2 separate regions of the Mus musculus genome follow, and region 1 is linked to region 2. A link is a contact called in ENCODE Hi-C or POLR2A ChIA-PET data. All regions are on one chromosome and are shown on one strand. The core of a region is the stretch at or near the end of the contact, and the rest is flanking DNA. Distances in the headings are between cores, read along the strand shown.

Evidence for each region. Hi-C counts contacts between places; a loop is a spot of excess contacts on that map. ChIA-PET counts read pairs that join two places held with the same protein, here RNA polymerase II (POLR2A).
Region 1: a loop to region 2 is called in a map of v-Abl transformed pro-B cells, with 2.9 times the contacts of the local background. The contact joins the promoter of C230024C17Rik here to the enhancer-like site in region 2. A Hi-C loop is called at or near these places in 5 of 37 maps with a recorded cell type or tissue (CH12.LX, T-helper 17 cell and v-Abl transformed pro-B cells). POLR2A ChIA-PET finds 5 or more read pairs at or near these places in 2 of 5 experiments (Patski and embryonic stem cell).

Annotation. Positions count from the first base shown.
Region 1 is chr1:153,733,336-153,739,696 of GRCm38, reverse strand. C230024C17Rik (RIKEN cDNA C230024C17 gene) reads left to right here and starts at 1,868. Exons shown (of 3, transcript NR_046171.1): 1 at 1,868-2,221.
Region 2 is chr1:153,698,926-153,705,191 of GRCm38, reverse strand. No RefSeq gene overlaps it. Among named protein-coding and RNA genes, the nearest start is that of C230024C17Rik, 36 kb to the left of the region's middle. Within about 2 kb of position 2,096, at least 1 of the 3 ENCODE cell types and tissues checked has a DNase peak (open chromatin) inside an H3K27ac peak, as active enhancers do.

The DNA of each region.
Region 1 (6,361 bases), core at 619-3,118, 35 kb before region 2:
TATAGTTATAGGGTAAGTCTTGGTGCCTCAATCCAGCTTTGAATTTACCATGTTGCTCCTGCTGGAAAGCAACAGTAACAACAGCTCTGTAACCGGTAAGTGATCCTGAGGCTAAGCAACTGCTTAGTTCCCCTCCTCATCCTGCCTTAAAGGTGCCATTGTCTTCCCGGCTGGCCCTCGGGAGCTCCCTTCGAGATTGCTACTAAGAAGCAGCAGGTAAGGTTAAGGGTAGATAGTTATGGAGTTTCAAATCATGTTTCTGCTGTATAATTATGAGAGACCTTAGAGACTCCATCTTTCCATTTCTTTGTGTCTGGGGTTTAGACATCACCATACTTATTTCATAAGGTGTGGTGGGGACTGAAGACCTTTTTGGAGAGCTGGACTTCCCCAGGGAGCATTCTGTAGGGGTAGCAGGCATGCTAGGGATAATTCTCAGAAACGAACTGAGAGAAGAGCAGAGCAGTTATGCTGCACACAGAGACCCCACCCCACGCCCAGAGGGTCTTCAAGGATGTTCTAGAGTTGTGTAGACCTTTGCAAGTGTCTACTTCTGGAGCTGAGCAGGCCTTAGCATTACCCATTTATTGGACTCTGCTGTGCTGAGATGCCTGACCTGGCTCCAGGTGATGTCTCTGTCAAGAGCAACTCCCAGAGCCTATAACAGAGACCATACCACACTGGTGGTGGCCAGGATAGGGGATCTGGGTGGCATGCCAAAGGACCCGCATCTATATACAAGGCGCTTGGAACAAGACTTGGCACACAATCAAACAGATTGGCAAACAGATAGACTGGAAATCTATGCTGTATGGAATTCTATGCAGTAAGGAAAACAATGTTTTGTCACTTTCAGGATACAGAATTCCATCTCCTAGGGGGCTTCTCCAGCAGTAAGGACTGCTCTATGCTCTGTGAAGTAAAAGGTCGGGAAAGGAAGATGGGAGGGAGTGGGAAGGAGGAAAGGAAAGGGAGGCGAGGAAGGAGGCTGGAGATGCAGCTCAGTGGTCTTGTCTAGAGAAAGGGCACTTGAGAATGTGCATGCACAGAGAGAGAAGGAGGAGGAGGAAGAGGAAGAAGAGGAAGAAGAAGAGATCAAAATGCCTGGATTATATAGAGAAGAGGCATTGGGGGAAGGGCAGCCCAGCCCCTGGGCTGAAAGTTCAGGGTTAGGGGCAGGGTATGCCAGGTGAGACTGAGGGATGCTGGGAGAACCTAGAGGCCAGGTCTGCTTTGATATGAAAAATTTGCACCTCAGTCCCTTGTGCCTGTCCAGTCCAGTCCGAAACCAAACATCTGGAACAATAGTTCAGGTAGACTCCCCTCACTGAGCCAGACCCTATGAAGGGTGACCCAGTTAGTCAACCTGATCCACTGTTCCCAAACTCCCACATTCTCAAGGCAGAACCAAGGCAGAGAGGACAGGGCACATTCCTGGACACACTTCTACCTCAGGTGCAGTGAACACCAAATCCACATGCCCGTCTTGCCAAGCTCAGCTCTTGAGAGCTTCCTACCTCACAGCCCGAGGGCTAGACTGGGGCTGAGCAGAGACGTGTGGGCACTCGGTGGGTGGATGCCTTGTTGGGCGGCTGTGTATCTCAAGTCTCCATCTACATGGAGCAGCCAGCCAGCCCACCAGAGGTGCTCAGCTGAGCTGAAGGTTTTCCTTTGCCTGGTGCTCCTCATACCCACAGACACACTTTTGTCACACAGCTGCCAGGCACAGATGTGGGTGTTATCCATGGCACAGCCGTTCTCCATGTGACACGGATGGATCATACCCGACGCTCTTGCCCATTTTGGAATCAACCCAGAGTCACGTGACAAGAATACTGCATTCTGCAGAGGATCCTCTCAAACCTCCCTGCCCATTCTGCATCCTTGTGGGGTCTTTAAGGAGGTTTGAAATTTCTATTTGGCAGGCAACAAAATAGCAGTGCCCAAGGTGTTTTTCATTAAATACATCCAGGCTGAAGCCAGGGCTGCCGCCAGATTCCTGGGCTAGTATGTTCTATTTGACAAAGCAAAGGAAGACAAAGGAATTGATACAACCGCAACCGCACTGACAGGCAGATCCAGAGAGCTCACAGCTCCCTGCTGAGGATGAAGAGCCCTCCTCTGAGTTCAACTTGCCTCCCAGTTGCCATGGTTACCTTTCTGGTTTCCAGACAGAAACTTTCTGAAGTTCACAATGTATCCAGACTTCTCTTCCCAGCAGGTCAGTTCCTATCTGTGATTTCAGAGATGTGATTGACTCCACAGTAGCTGTGAATCTAGCCCATTGAATATGCTGGTGAATTGCACTGGCTCTGACAAAACCTGACCTCATTTTTGCCCAGCAGGTCCAGCACAGCTGCCATCTCTTTAATGGAGGGTGTAGGGACAACAGCTTTGTGGCCTGGGTCATCTGGGATCAGCAATCTGGGCAAAGCTGGGGGTCAGGATTAAATATCCCATAGTGCCTCTCAGCCTTTCTGTCCTTCATCTCCTTCAGCCCCCATGGTACATCACATTACCCTTTCTGTGGTAGCAGAAGTCCAGACGGGAGCTTTGTCTAGTGTCAATGGTTTGGTGGTGAATGACTGTAATCCATTAACACACCACACACACCATACCACACACACACACACACATCCTGTGCTCTGGATCCTCCAAATTCAATCATCAGTCTCCCCACAAATAGTCATTTAAAATGTACTGTGTTCCCAAGTCCGTGGGGAAAGGCAGTAAAAGGCCATGCTGTCTTCTTAACATCACAAGGGGCTGTCCACCTGCCTTTTAGACTTGTTAGACTCCCCCTTACCATCGAGACCTTATAATTAGGAGCTAGGAAGATGGGTTGGTGGGTAAAGTGCCTGCTATACAAATATGAGACCTGAGTTTGGGTCCCCAGTGCCTACCTAAAAAGCCAGGTGGTGGCCACATGTCTATAATCCCAAGGCTGGCAAGGGAGGGGTGAGGGGGATATGCTGGCGTGCGATCGACAGAGCCGGGTAGATCCCTGTGCCAGTATAGCTTAAAACAAAACAAAACAAAACAAAACAACAACAACAACAAAAACACAGGTTCATGAAACACCCTATCTCAAAAATTAAGCTGAGGAGTGTCTAAAAACTAAGGTGGAGACTACAAAATCAGACACAGGCAGACAGGCAGACAGGTGCATGCGCGTGCGCACACACACAAAGAAAAAAGACATTATAATCAAACACTGGGGTTTGAGCTCTGAGCTAACTCCAGAGCCCACATTTCTGAGCATTCGCCACATCGGTTTTCTGTATGTGTTCTCCAGCTCACACTTGGCTCATGATGAGAAACCCTGGAGGAAATAGCAGGATGCTTCACTCATCCTTCCTGTCTCCTGTCTCCTCTCTCTCTCTCCCACCCCCCTCATTTGCTCGCTCCATTCCTTTCTCCCCACTCACATTTTCCACTTTCCAGTCCTTGCCCTTAGCTGTGGTGTCGTCACTGGCTCTGGACTTTTCTGCTTTTTTGCTTCCTGGTCCCTCGTGTCTCCAGTTCCTTTGTGTAGCCATGGAAAACCCCTTCCTCTGCTGAAGTCCCCCTGGTTAATCTTTGAGGTCTTCGGTCCCCTGCAGCACTTCCCAGCCCATGCTTCTCCATCTCCTTTTGCTCTCTAGAGACCCCGATTCCCACTTGGGAGGGAGGCCAGGGCTAGTGTCCTGTAGTCAGAGCTTCATGGATCCCAGAGTCATAGGGACAGGGAGCCATTGAGTCCTAAAGGCCCTTGTTCCTCCTTGACCTCCAGGGCCCTGGCCACGGCTAGAAGGAACCTGGCTCTCTGTGTTTATGCTTCCTGGATTCTGACATGTTGGTCTGAATCCTCATAAGCGTCAAGCATGCTGTTTATGTTTGGGCACACGTGGGTTTGTCTGTCAAGCTATGCTGTCTTCTTAACACCGCAAGGGACTGTCCACCTGCCTTAACCTCCTGAATTCCCCCTGACTACCAATGACCAGGTTTCCCTCTCTTCCCCAGGCTTCACCATTCCATGGTGCCTCGGTTTCCTAACATCTCCCCCCACCCCCATGCTTTCCTACCCCATGGAGTCTCAGTTCACATCAGCAAGCAAACACACCTGCCCACTGCCCTGACGTCATAGTGATGCATTCCCTGGAGACAATGTCAATGGGTAGCATCCATGAACCCACTTAACCCTAACATCGCCATTTCCAAGCTTCGAGAATTACCTAAGGGGCTTCTAAAGGTCTTCTTCTCCCTCTCTGTGGTTCCCCATCCCTTTCCTCAAGGTTGCCACCGATATTTCTTCACCGAGAGCACCTCTCTTCCGTCCACTACTACTCAGAAACAAGTTTCAGTTAAATCTACATTTCCCCCCACCCCTCCCCAGGCATTTTCCAAGGCCCTGAGAAATCATTTAGAATAAAACACTCCAGAAGAGGGGAAAACTGAGGCCTACCATTTTACAAGTGCCTGGAAGGCAGGAGTTAGATCTCTAGTTCTCTCTAAGACTGGGCACAGAGCTGCACAGTCCTGTAGGTTCTGGGTGAGACTGTGCTCCGTTTTCAGGCACCTGTCACCCTGGAATTGGAGTCAAGGAGGTGTTCTAACCATCACCCCACCGCACCCGTCTGTCACCCATCCACCAACAGGAACTTCCAGCAGGGTGTAGCAAACAGCCCCCAGCTGTGCTTGTGGCATAGTGGAGACCCAGGACAGATGAGGAGGGAGCACCGTTCAGATCTCAATGTCAGGATGGCAGGACTCAAAGATGCTCACAGAGGAGCTTTCCATGATTAGCTGTTTGTGTCCCAGCCCAGAGCAAATTGGACCATCACCCCTGGTTTGAAGGACACTCAGGTCCTCTTCTTGGTCTGAAGCTGCCTTTGTGATATAGGTGCTTGCTTAGGCAGAACTAAGATGACCCCAAGGATGCCTCAAACCCCAAATCTTAATGCCCTGCACAATATCCAACACAATACACGTATTCACTAAATATCAAATCTATGAATGAAACAAAGGGACAGCAACAAACTCAAAGAACACTAACACCCTTGGAGAGTCTCTGTCAGCCCTGCCTCCCAAGGGTCTTTGAGTTTCGAGCCCTTCTCTGCTGAATTTCCTTCTCTCCAGGCAAGTTTCTGGAAATGGGTCCCAGAAGGGTTAGATTATGCAGTGAAACTCAGTGCTAGGCATGCCCCTAACATGGACAGCCACTGTAGCTTTTGGAGTTTCATGAAACCCAGCAAAAGGAGCCAAATCAGGAAGAAGAGCAGATAGCAGGGCTGGAGCTAAAATCAAGACAAGAAGCACACCTGGAGCTTGTGCAAATTCTCCTTGTCCCTTTAGTGTAAAACTCTCAGAACATCTCACCTCTTTTGTGTCCCCTGGGGTAGTGGTGGGGGTGGGGGTGGGGGTGGAGGGAGGGTCATTCCTAAGATGCCTGTATCAGGATCCCAGCCAACTTGCTAGGAAGATTTCCGTGGCACTACCAGAGTACTCCAGACTCTGTCTTGGCATAAGGAAAACTACTGTTTTTAGGGACCTCCATCACCCACCACTTAACTCCCTGCTTTAGAGACACCCTGCTAAAGATGGAAAGATAGTTGTTAAGAGTAAGAGACCACCTACCTATAGTGACACACCCAGGCTACAGGGATGTCAAAACTGGGCCCCAGAGATGTCCAAAAGATCCAAACCCAGAACTACTCAATGCTGACCTCAGAACAGCTTGGGGCGAGGCCCTGGGTGTGTCCTGATCATGGGGTGATGTCTCCACACTATCCTGAAGCTCTCCTAAGCCACGGCTGGGGCAGGAGAACAGCAAGCGCCAGCATGATTATCAATGGCATCTTCAGACATAATGCAAGAGGCACTGGAGGGCCATGCCCTGAGAGTCAGGGACCCTTGCCCTGAGAGCCAGGGACCCTTGTACGACACCCCCTCCATGTTGGAGCCATCACTCCCCTGACAGGGAAAGTGGGATGAGGGATGAGGAGGGCTGGCACACGGTGGCACAGGTTTCACAGGAAAGCAGAGACTCCCCACACAGCCCCTGTGCTGGTCATGATGCTGCGACCAGCTGTAAGCAAACGTGCCTCTCTCAATGCGCCCACAACACCTGAGCAGAGGGATTCAAAAACGTGGATTGATGTGTGAGCAGCCGGGAGGCTGGGTCTGGCAGCCGGGGAGGGGGAGGGCGGGAGTGAGCCACAGGAACAGGTGGGCCTTTCACCAGCTCCCAGGCCATCCGCCCCTGACACAGCAGCTGTCCCAGAAACAGGCCCAGGTGGACAGAGGGAGGAGCACGGCAGGGGGCCCATGATGTTTTGCAGAGAAAGAAATGAGCTTTCCATAATGGGCCCCACACATCTGA
Region 2 (6,266 bases), core at 847-3,346:
GCCCTGGGCGCATGCAACAGGAAGGGAAAACAAGACCACAGCTGCACCGTGATGTCAGGGATGGGGCAGATGGGCATTCAAATAAAAATTAGAATTACCAGGCCCTAGGCAGACCAGCTGTTGCTGCACCGTGGCTGACAGACTTCCTGCAGAGTCTATACAGTCCCTCCAAAGAAAGTCCCTGAGACTTAGGCAGGAGTCTCACTTTTTCCCAAGGTCACTGATGAGCGCTCATAGGCTAAATCTTCCAGGGGAATTTACTACAGCAGTGGTTCTCAACCTTCCTAAAGCTGCGACCCTTTAGTACAGTTCCTCATGTTGTGGTGACCCCCAACCACAAAATTATTCTCATTGCTACTCTTGTAACTGTAATTTTGCTACTGTTATAAATCGTAATGTAAATATGTTTGGAGCTAGAGGTTTGTCAAAGGGCTCCCAACCCACAGGTGGAAGAGCCTCTGTGCTAAAGATTTAAATTGAGGTTAGAGGGAAAAGTGCAGGGGTCAGTTTGAAAAACCTAGTGTTGAAGCCCCACAGGTGGAGAGTGAGGGATCTCGTCTTTGTGTAGGAAAAGCTTTCCTCGGTCTACTTACCATCATCATGAGAACTAGGATGGGAATCACGTAGCCAGCCAGGGTCCTGAACAAGAGGACTGCCAGATGAGAGGTATCAGCTTTGACTCACTCCCTCTAAGACTTCAGACTCCAGGTAAAGAGAGCGACAAGAACTGAAGAGCTTAAGAGCTTAGTTTTCTCACACAGGAGGTGCTCTAGAGAGGCCTGAGGCTAGGCTGGGAGCCAGGGCACCACAGACGCAGACAGAGTCTGCCACCCCAGCTGCTACTCATCAGCATACTCGGTTAACCCTTCAGAGCCCAGGGATCATCACACCTACTGCAGCGAAGATGAAAGGAGATGCGAGTCACAGCATCCCCTACACGAATGTGTGCCCCCCTTTTCTCATTGACCTCTCTATGGGGTTTATAGTAAGTGCTACTTCTGTGCTTCTGATCTATTCCGTTCTTCTCTGCATGGGTGGTGGATGTACATGAAATTTCTTCTACGGCTCTAGAGAACATCTCCAGACTCTTCCAATCCACCCCCAACTTATGCTCACAAGCAGGCACCTAAAGGTCCTTGGCTTTGCCCAGCCACCTTATAAGGATAGGTTGTTATGCCCTATGAATGGGACCGGATAGCAATCTAAGAGGCTGAGGTCCCTTCAAAGTGGCCAGGCTTCTCTGGCTTCTGTCCAGCCTGGAATGCTTCGTTCTGACCCTGAACACTGTAGAGAACAGGGGCAGGTGCCAGGGAGACAAAAAAGGCCCTCAGGGACAGGACGGACAGCTGTCAAGATCCTAAGTGGGGCAGGGGCGGGAGGGGAGCAGTACGAGGACTTTAGATGAGGGGAGCAGGGGAGCCGACCAAAAACAGCACACTGGGCTCACCTCACCTCGAGAAGCTAATGACCCCGACAGCGGGCACTGAACATGTCATGGCGCTTCTCCTGTGTCCTTTATTTCAGAATCCAGGCTTCCAGCTTCCACTCAAAAGAGGGATTAGCCCAAGCCAGTGAACAAGTGGCCAACAGCTGCTCCCTCAACAAAGCGAGCCTGTTTCTGTGGCTGCAGATGCCAGTCCCTCTGTGTGAGAACACTTCCTCCCCGCCTGAGTCAAGTCCCTCTGCAGAGCTGCCTGCAGAAAAGGCCATTTAGCAGTGTGAGGAACAAGGGTCCGACAGCTCTCCTGTACCTCCCCCCAACACACACACACACACACACACACACACACACACACACACACACACACACACACCTATTCTTTGAGGTTGCTTCAGCTCAGGCATGGCAGCCCCTGAATCAGGTATGCAAGGCTATTTGCTCCTGATTGCTTCAGGGTTGGGTCCTCCCTGAGCCTGTCCCTCTCCTTCTTTTACCCAGGCCAAGGCCACAGGGAAAGCAAAAGAGCTGCTGAGTAATTGTCCACAGTCACCTCCCCAGGGATCATTCCCCCACCTCGCAGTAAGAGTTTCCCATGATCCACACAGACCGGACCGAGATGTGAACGTGATCATGATACACAAGCTCCCGGAAGCCTAGCATCCCAGCCCCTCACCCCAGTTCTCTGCCATCTCCTGGGAGACTCTGCCAATCGTCAATGATCCTTACACACTAGCTACAACTGGCCTAACAATACCCTCACTGGGAAAACCCCAACACATTCATTTTTAGAACATGCGGTGGAAAGCATTTCCTTTCGAATCCCAGCAAACCTACACATCACTATTGTGAGTTGGAAGTGACTCCATCCCCATTCATCCCTGAGCAGTTTACACTGGGGAGTGGGGGTACTCAGAGTATGAACATCCACCTGTGCTACCCCAGAGCCTACAAGCCAAAAGCATTGCTCGATTCCTGCCATTAGGTAAGGGCATGCTGTCAGTGCCTGATCAGATCTGATGCAAGGAGGTTGTTTTGGGTTTTTTTTTGTTTTTTTTTTTTTCCTCTGCCAACTCAAACATCCAGTTAATCTGTTTGCATTTGGGGTGGTGATTTGAGGAGCTAAGTGACAAGCAGATAGTCCTGGCATATCTACCTTGCATTTAACACAGTACCCTCTTAGGCGAGAAGCGTTGTTTACAAGCTAACAGAGGCTCTGTTTTTCTGCAAGCATTCACCCACCTCAGCTGACTAACTGCCAACTGATCCCAGATAATGTTAAGGGACTGAATATTAAGATAGCCTCACACCGGGGCCAGGGTTGCCAACGCTTAGAGCTATAATTTTTTAAGCACTTCCCCAATACCGAGTCCTGCTCCATGTGGTTTCAATAAATTACCCATAATCCTTGTGGCTACCCTGCCAGGAAATGTACTGACTGGGCCCCTTTTGCTAATAAGCAAAGCAAGACCTGGAGAGGCTCCTTCTCCAGGGTCCCAGACAACACCGGTGTCCAGGCCCCTGCCTCTGTGGATCAGAATCCTACGTGCTCTCCCACCAGTGACCTCTGGGAAGAGGCAGCCCCTGTTCATGCCCATGATGCTAGTATTAGTGCCTGCCGAATGGAGTCGGAGGGAGATAGCATTGAGGTCCACACACTGGGGACATGCCTTCCCACGGCAGATGAGGGAGATGGAGCCATATGTCCTTAGTCTGGGGACTGGGCTGTGGTTCAGCAACCCTAAAAGGAATGTTGTATCCTTGATGTGCCCTTGTGGAGGACAGACTGAAGGACTAGGGGAGACAGTATGAAGGGCAGGACTGACACAAATCAAACTGAGTGACTGCATCTGTAGACTCATTGCCAGGGAACAGCCTTCACACAACTGGCCAATCTAACCCCAGGTAGGTTCTGCAGTACATCTTTTCAACCATGGTTGTTTTCTATCAGGATTCAAGACTTCTGAGTGAGCAAAGGTCAGAAAAGTGTCCCCCATCTCTACTCTAGTCAGTGTACACTTGTTGGTCCCATCCCAGGACAGTTTAGTTCTAGTACTCCAAGTTCCTTCCAGTACCAGCTCCACCCACTTCATCCCCTAGAACCTCCTGTCCACAGCACAGTAGACTCTGGGATGTTGACTCTGGATTTAGAGTGCCAGGATTCTAAACTCCACTTCTGCCAGCCTCGCCCCATGTGACATTGGGGATATCATATAATCCATCTGTGCTTTCATTTCCTCTTGTGTTCTTGGTGATAACAGCAGCATTTACCTTATAATGGGCTGATTCCTAACCCCTAGTACCTCAGAAGTTGGAGACAGGATTTTAAAGAGGATGACGCTGAAGTTATGCAAGAAGGACATATCTGTCCATTAGGACAGCTGTCATTAGGAAAAGGGAAGAGACTCTAGGAGTTCCTTGGCTCTTCTGAGGACTTTCCACATAGCAAGCGTAGGCACCTACCAAATGAACATAAGTGGCTCCGTACTTCAAGCAGGAAAAATAGAATCCAGTGCTTGGAAGTCAAGAGCCATCCAGAAGGTGCTGTACAGAGTCACCGTTGAGTCTCTGGTCTGTCAAGATCTGAATCCCCTTCTTTCCCCATCAACTATCCCTGCACAGAGCCAGCCCCTGTAGGTGCTCATACGGCTGCTTTCAGTGCCTGAAGGAGAAGGACTAGGGACATGACGTGCTGAAGCCTGCAGTTCAGGGATGTATATTCCCAGTAGCAAGCAAAGAGCCATCACCAAGTCTAGGGACGATGCCTCATTGAAAACCAGCCGAGGAGGGCCTTGATCTTGAACGTTTAGCTCCAGAGTCATGAGACAATAAAGTTCTGTTGTCTTGGTCATGTGTGTGGAACTGACTTCCTCCTTCACATAGGTTCTGTGGGTAAATCTCAGGCTGCTGGGCTTGCAGAGCAATTGCCTTTATTTCCTGTGCCGTCTCACTAGACACGGTTCTCTCTCATAGTCATGCAAGAAGCAAATGAGTTCCGAAAAGAGGAAAGCACTAACTTGTTTTGACCGTCCTAGGAAACTAATGCCCCATCCCATAGGACTGTCACAGGGATCTGGCTAGACAGAGTCTCAGCTGCTCAACTAAGCCTCTGACTCCCAACTGTTTCTTTTCTTTCTTCCTGCTCATAAGTGCACAGCTGCCCACATTCACCCGGCAGATGCCAATGCTTATAAACCAAGGAGAGTCACTGTAAGAGCCAAGGAAGTTCACGAGATCCCAGGTTTTAGAGGTCTTGCCTCCACCCCTAAATTATACTAGCGTCTCAGCCGTACACAGTGCCTCCCCAAAGCATTTGTGGGTTCAACATTCTTTTAGTAAATATTTAGGGAGCTAAATAAGGAATGAGGAAGACACAGTCTCTTCTCTTGGGAGTTTAGTGTAGCAAAGAAGAGAAGGCATACTGATTGTATAATAGCATTGGCTTTCTGAGGGTTTCTTTTATTGTTATTTATTTCTGCAGCATCACAGGCACATCCGCCATGTGTTTGGAAGCCAAAGGACAACTTTGTGGAGGTGGCTTCCTCCTTCCACCTTTACATGGATTTGGGGGATAGAACTCAGCCTGCCAGGCTTGCACACCAGTCGCCTTTACATCCTCCGCTCTCTCACTGGTCATGGTTCATCTTTCACAGTCATGCAAGAAGCAAGCGAGTTACAAAAGGAGAAACCTAACTGCACTTAACACGCATTTGCACTCATGAGTGTAGCAGCACTCAGATACAAAAGTAGGCTCTACACCAAGTAACCATTAAAGGAAGGAATGGAGAGCCAGGCAGAGGGCCCTGTTACCCCACCCAAGGAGCAGAAGAGCACAGGTAGGGCAGTTTGTGAAGCTTTACAGAGGAAGTTGTTGGTAACCAGAAGTCCTATCACACCCCATCCTCAGAAGGAAGAAAAGGAAGCAGAGACAGTGCTAACTACTTATTGATCACAGCAAACCCTAGTACTGGCTCTGTTAACATCTCAGTTTTACAGATGGGAATTCCCCCCAAACTCATATACCTTGCAAGAGTTAAAACTGGAATTCCAACCCAGATGTTTTTAGTGTCAGATTCCAAATCCCTTAGAGCCTGTAGCTGTGACCCTATCAAAGACAGCTCTTGGATTGTGGCCTTTCCTGTCTAGCTGTGACCTGGGCTGTGAACTTAGATGCCCTTCTGTGCCACGGGGTGAGGCATGGACTGGTGGGATGTGTATCCTTTTATAAAAAGAGACTGAGAGTTCCTTATTTTCCTTCTATTATTGCAGCTCAGAAGTATGACCTAGAGTTTGGCCAGACAGGAGGTGGCACAACAAAAATACAGATCTATTGTGCATAAGCAATCCTGTCTATGGTGTTTTGTTATAGCGGCTCCACAGTAAGGACAGGCCCAACCTAACAGCTTCCCACAGGAGCCTTTGCCTCTGGCAGTGACTCTTTCTTAGTAGATGTAGGACTTATTTTTTTTCCTGTGTGTTAGGAAACTCTAGGTGTAGCCCCAAGTCTCTTACATCTGCCAGAGCTTTTCTCAGAGTTCAGGAGAGCACTCAGACACAAAAGCCAGTTCCACACTAAGTTACCATTAAGGGAAGGAGTTGAAAGCCAGCCAGAAGTTCCGGTTGCCCCATCCAAAGAGTGAAAGACCACGGGAAGGGAAATTTATGAAGCTTTATAGAGGAAATTGTTAGTAACCAGGAGCCCCATCACACCCCATCCCTAGAAGGAAGAAAGGAAGAGGAGGAAGAAAAGAAGACTGTGCCTGACTCTCGCCTCACCCCCCTGGAGGGAGCGGGTTCCATGGTCTGTTGGAGAGCGTGGGTGGCATAT